Regions from separate parts of the Homo sapiens genome. Here region 1 is linked to region 2. A link is a loop called in an ENCODE intact Hi-C map of the cell type or tissue named here. Cell type or tissue: A673. All regions are shown on one strand. Each heading gives the region's core, and the rest is flanking DNA. Links, peaks and the distances in the headings are about the cores only.

Region 1 (5,680 bases), core at 420-5,419, 54 kb before region 2:
TTACTTCAAAATAAAAAAAATTACTGTCACATTACACACACACACAAAAATCATGGTTTAAAATATTCCCACCAGAACAGTTTGATTCATTATTAATGACGCAATTAGAAAAGAAAGCAATTCTTTTAGATGAAACAACAAAATGACAGGTCAATTTTTATATACTTTAATTTTGAAAAGTAAAATTTTGTTAAGGATTTAAACACCTTATTTGCTGCTGAGTAGATAGAATTTTAAAAATGAAAAATTAAAATTTCTTAATTTTTATATATTTAAAATAGACCAGATTTCATTTAGAGTGTTTCTTCAAATATGACACAATTCCCTAAAAATAAAAATTAGAAGATTCAGGACCTGGTCTAGCATCCCCATTAATTTATTGTCTGAATCTTGGTCACCTAAACTTTTTGGGCATCATTTTCTTTATCTTGAAAATGGGAGAATAATGCCAGTCATATTCACCATAAAAGGGTCTGTTGGGGGAAAAAAATCAATAAAATTTGGTATTGAGGTATTTCAATATGTTTGAAAAGTTTCCAAAATTAGATATTTCAAAACAAAAATGGAACAGGTATGGATATTTGCATTCTTGAATTTTTGTGTGTGTATTTCAAATTGCATTTAATTTGAGGGCTTTTTGAAGTATCATTTTATAAAAATAAAACTATTTGGTGGCCAGTACAAAATCCCATTGTTAACTAAAGTCCTACTGCTCATAGCTCAAGGCACTTCACAAAAAATAAAAAATATGGGTCTTAGGATTCTCCTAGTCTTTTCCTATTGGAGTTATACATTTCCAGCATCCGGGGGTTCCAGGTTTCTTAGCACAAACTGTAAATCAGAAGCAGATGCCTGAGAACGAAAAACTTCATTGGGATAGCTACATAAGAAATTGTAGGCGAGTGGATCACCTGAGGTCATGAGCTCAAGACCAGCCTGGGCAACACGGTGAAACCCCGTCTCTACTAAAAATACAAAAATTAGCTGGGCCTGGTGTCTGTAATCCCAGCTACTTGGGAGGCTGAGACAGGAGAATCGCTTAAGCCCGTGAGGCAGAGGTTGCAGTGAGCAGAGATCGCGCCATTGCACTCCGGCCTATGTGACAGCGGGAGACACTGTCTCAAAAAAAAAAAAAAAAAAGAAAGAAAGAAAAGTACAATTTTGTTTACCAAAAGAAAGACACAGGCCCATGAGCTATTATTTAGGAGAAAATATATATAGCTATATACATAAGATTCCAGCATCCTGAAATCTCCCAATTCTCTTATCTTTGAAGACGTACATGACAACAAGGAAGCTGAAGAGTGCAAAAATTTTAAGGCATAATTGTTTGTTTGTTTGTTTGTTTGTTTTTTTGAGACGGAGTCTCGCTCTGTCGCCCAGGCTGGAGTGCAGTGGCGCGATCTCGGCTCACTGCAAGCTCCGCCTCCCGGGTTCACACCATTCTCCTGCCTCAGCCTCCCGAGTAGCTGGGACTACAGGCGCCGCCACCATGCCCGGATAATTTTTTTTTTCTTTTTGTATTTTTTGTAGAGACGGGGTTTCACCGTGTTACCCAGGATGGTCTCGATCTCCTGACCTCGTGATCCGCCCGCCTCCGCCTCCCAAAGTGCTGGGATTACAGGCGTGAGCCACCGCGCCCGGCCTGCTTTCTTATAATAACATATTGGTCATCTTGATTTCATATAAACAAACTTACTACAACACCCTGGCTTGATACTATCTTGACCAGACTTCTCTGAAGAAGACCAAGTAAAATTATGCAGTGTGTTGATTGATTCTTTAGGTTTCAGCGTCTATGGGAACACATCAAAACTTACTTGAAATAAATAAAAGTAAATGTGCACATGAGGTTCATTATGTTCACTTACATGCCACTTCCAGAGACGCATTTCGACTCACTGCTTCACCAAGATAGTTCCTCGCAACACAAACGTAGCTTCCTTCATCAGGTTTACTCCTGCGCCCGTGCACGATGCGCAAGAAGAATAAGGATCCGCTGGGCAGAAGCATCCTGTGGGACCGGGGATCGTCCTTGTCAGTCTCCACTCGCTCCCCATCTTTGTACCACTCAATGGTGGGCGTTGGCCGGCCCTCCGCCTTGCAGTTCAGAGTCGTGGGCTCGCCCTTAGAGACGATGACATCGGAAGGATGCTCCACAATCCGCGGGGGAAAGTCCTCCTGGCGAAGACGCGATCCTACAAAACATGACGGAATAAAGACAAGCTTTAACATTTCCTTATCTAAACCCTCGGTTTCACTTGGGTTCCTGATGGGGAAATTAAACTCTTCGATTATCCAACTGAACATTATTTTATGTTTCGTTTTGTGTATGCATCTCATAAGTCATCTCAACTCCTTTGCAGGATAGGGCGATACCAATAAATTAATATGTTAACTCAAAGGAGTTAGGTTTAATGTGTTCCATGAATCATGACAAGCAAAAGTAAAAGAGAACAAGAGACTTTCTTGTTCTTCTGGGATCAGCATGGGTACTAAGATGAGTAAGACTAATTTCCTGTCCTCAGATTGCTTATTATACACTGGGGAAGAAAGCCACGTCAGCAAGCAGCTAGAAGACACACATAGATAGCATTTAATGTGCTGCCAATATGTTATCAGACTAACACAAAAAGAGACCTGTAAATTATGTACAAATATTATCTGCATTTAACAGATGAGGCAAAAGCTTAGGAAATGATGTCAGTTGCCCAGAAATGTAGATGAGGCAAGCAGCAGAGGCAGGATTTTGAACTCAGGTGTGTTTGACTGAAGAGCTCAAGTATAAATCCGTATGTTAAAATGCAATACGCTGCATAGAGGTATATAAGAAATGCACTATAGGCAGAAAGAAAAAAAGTAAAAGTTAACCCTAAATTAAGCATAATAAGAGATCCCTTCCCCGAAAAAAATTACATTTAGATTGAGCCGTAAAGAATGAAAAATGACAACTAAAAGAAAAAAGCATCATGCCAAGAGATACCATCAGCAAAAGGACAAGGAAATGACAGTTACGTGCATGGTACATTTCATAATCAGGAAGGAAGCTGATACAGCAAGAAAAGGTTTAAGACAGTCTTGGAGCCTGAGACAAGGCTTTGTGCCATGCTCAGGGGTATGACTATTCTTTTACACGGCTCACAGATTTTTAAGGGGGCAGTGACATGACTGTCTGTACAATCGAAAGATACTTGTAGTCTGTATTATCAATAAGGGATAGCAACGGAGACACGAAGACAGTTGTGATTTACTTAAATAGTTCAAGAGAAAAATAAAAAGAACCTGACTTTGGGAAATGATGGTTTAGGTAGAAAAGAAGAAGGAAAAATATACCATATCAAAATGCTTGACAGAATTTGGTATATCACCATGCACAGTACAAAGAAAGATAGATCGTACCAGTGACTTCCCTGTGAATGCAATAAAAGTGGGGCCATAAGGGGCGTAAGAAATCGAAAGAGAGGCCGGGCACGGTGGCTCACACCTGTAATCCCAGTATTTTGGGAGGCCGAGGTGGGTGGATCACCTGAGGTCAGGAGTTCGAGACCAGCCTGCCCAACATGGTGAAACCTCATATCTACTAAAAATGTAAAAACTTTGCCAGGCAGGGTGGTGGACACCTATAATCCCAGCTACTCGGGAGGCTGAGGCAGGAGAATCGTTTGAACTCAGGAAGCAGAGGTTGCAGTGAGCCAAGATTGTGCCACTGCACTCCAGCCCGAGTGACAAGAGTAAAACTCCATCTCAAAAAAAAAAAAAGAAAAAGAAAAGAAAAGAAATAGGAAGAGAAGGCTCTGTTGATATTTCACAATCAAATTTTTGCATAATGTGTTATTTTGAATATTTTTCATTTATATGGTATCAATTACCATTATTCATGAAAATGTTCTACCAGCTGCTCCAAGTAAATAAAAAGGAGATGCTGAGAGGAATCACCATATATGGGGACATAATGATTATATAGATAAGCACTTCTTAAAAGTTTGCTCTTATATAAGATTTTCCAACCAATCACCTAATATGAGCACATTTCTCTTCAACAGATAGCAGTAATATTTACTTGTCAATGTTACCTCAGTTCACTCTCAGTATTAATTGAAAATACATGTTTTAATGTATTAAAGGGAATTTAATTTAGTCTTAAATGAACTTTATTTTTTTGAAGAGGAATAACTCTTAAAAGTTGCTATTTTTTTAATCACATCAGACCAAAAAAGAATGTATACATTACAAGTGTTAGATATCTAAAGCAAAAGAGTAATTTACTGTTCACAGGTCAGAACTTTAAAAAAAAAACTAAAGAGATCCAAAGCATCTAGATAGGTAATTACAGTATACATCACAATAATAAAGGATATAGATCATGAGTACTGGGTCTTAAAGCAATGAGGAATTTACAGAATACAAAAGTAACAATGAATTTTTAAATTCATAATCAAGAAAGACCCCAAAGTATTTAAACATGAGTGGCTGAATAGAAGTAGGTTGCAAATCAGAAACATATTCTCAATGTAAAGGTCTGGACACATAGCTGTAGACTCTGATCTTAAAATACATCAAGAGTTTTATGTCACTTTTCATGTAACAGGCATATAGTAGGTTACAATCATCTGTTTAGATAGCCCCTTTGTTCTCCATGAATCTCCCTATGCACAGTAACCTACATTCTCCCTACTGCAAAACTGTTCTACTATTAAAAGTAAGCAAGTAAATAGCTACTAGGGTGCTATTTACTATATCAACTTGTGCACTAACTTATTAGGCAGTAGGCCTGGATAAGGGCTGAATAAGACCTGAAATATGCTAATACTTACTAAATAAAATATAAAATAATTGATTTATAAAAGAAAAAGTGAAAAAATAGCTAAGCTATTTAGCAATAAAATTAAACTCCAGTATGTCCAATGAGCACACGAAGAATTTTACTCATTTATCATTACAATATATGTAAACTATGTTACATAAAGATTATAGTACTGTCATATCAGGACACTCTTCTTGTAATTTTACTCCTACTTTAATAAAAACATCAAAGAACATCTACAACCTAAATATAAAAAGTAAAACTATGAAATGATTACAAGAAATTATAGAGGCAAGTTTTTTATGATTTTGAATTAGGTGATGGCTTCTTGGATATGATACCAAAAGCATAAGCAACAAAAGAAAAAAAGAGATAAACTGGATGTTATAAAATTTTTAAATACTTGTGCTTGAAAGAATACTACCCACAGAATCAGAAAAATAATCTGCAAATCATATACCCAATAATGGATTTGTATCTAGAATATATAAAGAACTCATAACTCAATAAAAATATAAATAATCAAATTTTAAAATAGGCAAAGGATTAGAATAAGTAGTTAAACAAATTTGACAGAGAAGTTAGACAAATAGCCATAACCACATAAAGAGATACTCAACATCATTAGCTATTAGAAAAATGCAAATCGAAACTACAATGAAATACACTTCACACCCACTAGGACATATATAATCAAAGCAATGTAAAATAACAAGTATTGTCAAGGGTTTGGAAAAACTGAAAGCCTCATCCATTGCTAGTGTGAATTTAAATCATACAGTCACTTTGGAAAACAATCTGGAAGTTCCTCAAAATGTCAAACATGTAGTTGCCATACGACCCAGCAATTTCACTCCTAGATATATATCACCCCAG
Region 2 (5,680 bases), core at 289-5,288:
TCCAGAAAAGACAAATCCACAGAGGCAGAAGTAGAGTGGTGATTTCTTGTGGTTGGTGGAGGGATGGTGGAACAAGCTACATAGTTTCTTTCTTGGGTAATTAAGAACATTTTAAAGTTAGATTGTAGTGATGGTTGCACAATTCTGAGAACAAGTTGAATACAAGTTGTGAGAACAAGTGAAAAATGGTTCCTCATTGGGGGTCATGAAAAAGCCTATGAATGGTGGAAGCCATTTACTGTGATGGGAATGGCTAGAAAGAGAAGATTCTGTCTTAGGCTTGAGTTTTGTACATTCTCATTGGACATGAAGCAAAGACGTCAAGTAGTCAGGTGAGTATGTCAAGCACTGATGCAAGCACTGGAGATCAACAGTATATACAACAGCCAAGTTCTGTGCTGATGGATCTTATATCCCTCCATGCAATGATTAGGGCAATTTTAGAATTATCAATCCAAACATGTATTTAAACCTCATGTGATTAGATGAAAGAGCCTAAGGATTGGCTGCAAATGGAGGAGAAAACACTAAGGATTGAGGCCTCCGTTACTCCAACACTGTGTTGAGTCAAGTATTCTGGGTAAGCATGCTACCCTAGATGCTATATGCTTCTATCATTGTATAACACACTACTAAAACAGTAGAGTTGATAGGTATTTATTTTTAAAAAGAGTTTATAATCATTCCTTCATTCTTTATATAGTAATTCTTTTACAAGAAGAAGAAAAGCCTACAGCTGGCTCAGGAAGTCCTTTCAGATACTTTCCCTACCGCCCGCCTCCCTCCCCCAACATTGGGTGTTCCAAGCCCCTCACAAAGACCTTAAACCCTCAAGTAGTGGCTCAGCTAATAAAGGCACACATGGAAAAAAAAAGAAGAGAAGAAGGAGAAAAGCAATATCTATGCCAATGTATTGATTTAGGTTGATAGATCTATACCTGGAGAACCTTTAAGAAATACAGCAATACTTTTCTTTAGAAATAAATCTGTAAAATGGCACTCTATAAATCTCCACTGTTTGCTTGAACTCAGATATGACGACTTTTACTTGTGTAAACTGGAAAATGATAGGATCCGTGCAAAACATTTTGCATAAAGCTATATATAGTATTGTGGGGTAAAAGTGAGAAAGTCAAAATCCCAGTTGGATATACCTAAAGGTAAAATATTATTCACATTTTTCCTTTAAATGCAGATTTTCTAAATTATCATTCAAGAAACACCCTCACCTATCTTCTTCACTCTTCAAGTGTTTCTCTAATTCCTTTCATTAGATCCAAAAAAGAAAAAAAGAGGAGGAGAATAAGAAAAGGAAAGAGACGATGAATGAGAAGAAGAAAGAGAAGGAGAGGAGAAGGAGGAAAAAAAGGAGAAAAAGGAGAAATAGTAAATAAGATGATAATCTTTTTTTCTAATACTCTTCGAAAACCAAATTGCACATGGGAAGTAAATGTACCTCCTGTAGACTGCCGGAACTATTTCAGCAGATATTACTAGGCACACACACATCCCACATACATCAGCTCCCTTCATTGCTATGTATGTATCCCAACTTATACAATGTGCTTACATATCTATATTTTTATCGTCAAACATGCTATTTTATACAAGCTGCTCAGGGATGAGATGGCCAGAACTGCTCTTTTTATATAATCATTACTTTTTTTTTTTACAATATTTTTGCTTAATGTTCTAAGAAATCCTTTTTTTTTATGGTCCACATGTTGCGTAGCATCAAAGGTTATTCAAACAAAGCCAATTCAAACATGGTATTACTGCATAGCTTCAAAAACACATTTCAGGTTACTTATATATAATTTAAATTCTGAAATAGACTACATATGGCTATGATAATAAGCCCATTACTGAAAAAGAGCACTTTAGCAACATGTATAAACCTCTATGAGATTCTACATCTGCACTATGCACATACATTATCTTTACTATATTTATCTCCCCTAATATCATGTGTGCCACTTTCATTTAAGAATAGTTAAAGGGTAAAGATGAGAAAAACATTCTCATTTTAAAACACCTTTTCACAAGTATTATAAAATTATCAGATTGATGTAATATATGGCATATAGATGTAATTTAAAAGTGTTGCCATAGTTCATATTAATTTCCCATAAATGACTGCAAAACCCTATTCTTATTCAAAAATAAAGAAAAGCTGGAAAACAAAGGCTAACCTTAACATACATTCTCCTATATGATCATACAGAAAAGTCTAGATGTGATTAATCTGCATCAATAAGAAAACCATTATTTACATCCCAAATAGAAAAGTTTATCTACATTTCTCAACTAACTTAATATTTGCTCTCTATGGATTGCTACAGGGACACAATACTGAAAAATTATAAATAATATTAGCAGATAGCTTCTATGAGGTGGCAAAACGCTACCATTTTTCATATACTATAAAAATGCACATATAAATAACCCACCAAGCAAATATCAATGCAAATATATGTATCATTTGTCACTGAATAAAATTAATATCTGTGTCTAGCACAAGGATGGTCAGTATATCTTTGAAATGGTACAGGCTTCTGTACATTTGAAATTCATGTGGAGTATAAGCACACACCTCTAAGAAGAATAAGTAAATAGAAATCATAGAATCCTGGAAGAGTAACAAAGCTTAGAGAACCTACAAACCAACCTCTTCACTATATATGTGAACACTGAGTCTCAAAGTGCTGAAACAGCCTAGAGGGCAGTGTTCTCCACATCCCAAATTTTCAACCATCCCCGTGGAGAAACTGTCATTCTGAAGTATCCAAAGGCAATCCAATGTCAAACGTATGATTTACATATTAATTTAGTAAGAGTGTCCAGGGTTTCCTTTGCTTTTGACACAGCAGATGCTAAATACAAAACTAGTTTCACACACACAAAAATTTAATATTGCCTTTTCAGTGTCAACTCCTCAATTTTGGCATTTTTCACTACATTACTATGAGTTCTGCTGCATAATTGTGGCCCAGACACAAACTGCCCCCTTATCCTACAATGTTAAATCAGAACAAAGGTTCTAGGTTGTCTTTGGGGGCAGGAGAAGGGTGGTGTGGGAGAGAAGGAAGGAAAGAAGGGAGAGAGGAATAAAACGGAGAGAAAGAAGGGAGGGAGGAATGAAAGGAGGGAGGGAGGGAAGGCAGACAGAAATGGTGTCTTACTACTGCTGCTCCAGCAAGCTGGTTAATTGCATTTGTTTCATATATCTCCAAACACCCTGGTATATTAATTACATTCTGTAACACCAAGCTCTTCTGATTTCCTGTCACTTCCACTGAGCAATTTAATTGTATTCCTCCTAGCAACACACTGATTTAAAAACGCTTATATAAAAAAACCCTTGGTGATAATTTTGTAGTCTAATGTATAGTTTACACATGCATTTCTGTTGAGATATGTAAATTCATGATTTATGAGGACATATTCTTTTAAAAGTTATACCAAATTCTTCTTATCATGAAAATCAAACACACCTGGGACAAATAGGTAAACCTATTTTGTTACGGTAATGTACACGTATTTTAATGTACTGAAAAATAAATGCATGAAAAATAATTAGAGATGTTGCCATAGTATAATTCACAATAATTAAATCTTAAACATCTACTGCTTAGACTGGTAAAAGAGAGAAGCAGTGCACACACACGCATCCCTCCCTCACTATCGCTGGGGGGCAAAGGTACTCATGTAGTCCATGATTGAAAACAGCCACTTGACAGTAGGTAAACTCCTCTGTATTGCCTCATGTTTATAGAAAGCCTTCCTTTTTGAGTCCAATACATTGGGCTCTATGCAGCAGTAGCTGCCAGGAACAAAGTTAGCTACTCAGATGGGCCAAAATAGGCAGTGTCCCAAATAATGAATTCATCCACAATGCAAATGCTGGAGGAAAGTTTATGTGGCAACAAGCTATTGTGATGGCTCAAACAGTTAGACTAATACCCTTTAGGTTCTTTACAAGTACAGAAAGTAACTAAAAACCTAAAGTACTGCAATCCAGTTAGAAAAAAAAAATATCTAGTACTCCCTTATACCAGTTGTTTCCATCGATATAAAAATTAAAGCCTCTAGAAGGTTAACAGCAAATATTCTTTTAACTTTTTTCTTTTGAATACAAACCAAAAAGCATGTTAATGATTATTTCCACTCTTCATTCAAAAGAACCACAAAAAAGGATTTTGCAATAGTCGCACAAGAAATTGACATCCTGTGAAAATATCCCAGTAAACCAAATCGGAACAAAAGACAAGAGAATCAGAGGCAGAATGCTGTGGGCTTGACAGACTGACTCAACCTAGAGGGAGACACCTCCAGCACCTGTTTAAGGTCCCCATTGTGTTTGCCCACTGGGGACTGAGCTAAGTGTTCTACTCCTGTGGCCAGCCCATAGCTGATGCTTCCCCCTTCGTGGAGCCTCGCCCAGTCTCACTTTTGACAGTTTTCTCCCTAGGATCTAAATTCTTCATTCGATTTAACGCTAGGAGAGCATTCACTGGCACACAGGTGATACACATTGATCTCAGTCTCAAATTCCTAACCCACTGAACCTTCCTTAGAGTGTCTATTACTGTATTTCTTCACTTGAATGTCTCAGCCAAAGTTCAGACACAAGAGCAAACATCAAATAGAGAGCAGGCACAATAGTATTAGGCTCTTGCAGGAGATTGACTGTAATATTTCTTTTTCTAACAAAACTGGGAGCCCAATCATTTATTATCCAACTCCTTAATTAGTGAAGTAAATTACAACAATAACAACAATAGGTGACTACCAACACATTCCACTTACAGCAGTTTAGAAACAAAAGACTTAAATAAAACCTCTGCCCCCAAGGAGCCCGTGCCGGGCCAAAACGGACTAACAGACATAATGTCATTTCATTTATAACCCACATCAAATTCAAAAAGAAATGGTTTTGGGGGATTGGGGGGTGGGGGGCGCAAAAAAAGATGAAAGCATTTTTAACTTACCATCAACCCGAACATATAAAAATCCACAGAGCAGTAGTTGTGTAAACATCAGCAGACTCATTTTGACATATTAAAAAGGATCCAGATTCTTTAAGAAACCAATCCCAGAGAGCAAAAGTACAAAAATGAGTATCAAAAAAAGAGGTAGGTCCAAAGTTTAGACTTTCCTAGATACTAATTAAAGTCAAGAAGAGCAAATCGCAAGATCAGAAGGGGTTGGTGGAGAGGTCTCGAACGGGGCACACTGAGATCCATCCAAATTAACAGAGGGTACTTCAAAGGCTGCTGTATTTCCAGCACTCTGGCTTCCTAAATTCCCACAAATTCAGCCCAGCCAGAGGGATTATTCGAGTGTGTCTAACCCTCTCTCCTTAGGCTCCACTGCAATCCAAAGCCAAGTTCTTCCTTCAGAAGTCAAGATGATGAAGGGGGAGGAAAAGACCTAATTCCTAGAAAGTGTTCCACAAACTTGCCAGCGCGCTGCCGAAAAACCATTGGCCTGCCTACTGGTTTTCTTTCCCCCGGTTTCCTTCTCCGTAGCAGCTCCACGTCCGGAGTTATTTTTTAATATGTCTATATTTTTACTTAACTTCCATAATAAGAATGTGTCAAAGCAACACTTTGCAGGCGGGCAGACTTGGCGGGCCTCTCCTTTGCAGCGGTGTTGCCCTCCCTCCACCTCTCCGGTT

The links. Peaks named below come from ENCODE experiments on the same cell type or tissue, not always from the same donor. Only the 100,000 strongest peaks of a DNase experiment are listed, where the experiment ranks them.
Region 1: it touches region 2 in a loop (2.6-fold over the local background); 1 of 110 quality-filtered maps calls a loop at or near these places.

The regions. Positions count from the first base shown.
Region 1 is chr3:77,094,532-77,100,211 of GRCh38, reverse strand. ROBO2 (roundabout guidance receptor 2) reads right to left here. Exons shown (of 28, transcript NM_001395656.1): 2 at 1,872-2,198. Among named protein-coding and RNA genes, the nearest start is that of ROBO2, 57 kb to the right of the region's middle. In A673, for the core only: no CTCF peak of the experiment used is centred there; DNase peaks (open chromatin) are centred at 2,531 and 3,051; H3K4me3 peaks cover 1,791 bases; H3K27ac peaks cover 1,851 bases.
Region 2 is chr3:77,040,158-77,045,837 of GRCh38, reverse strand. ROBO2 (roundabout guidance receptor 2) reads right to left here. Exons shown (of 28, transcript NM_001395656.1): 1 at 4,992-5,680. The coding sequence starts at 5,052. Among named protein-coding and RNA genes, the nearest start is that of ROBO2, 2.9 kb to the right of the region's middle. In A673, for the core only: a CTCF peak has its summit at 2,733; no DNase peak of the experiment used is centred there; H3K4me3 peaks cover 3,598 bases; H3K27ac peaks cover 277 bases.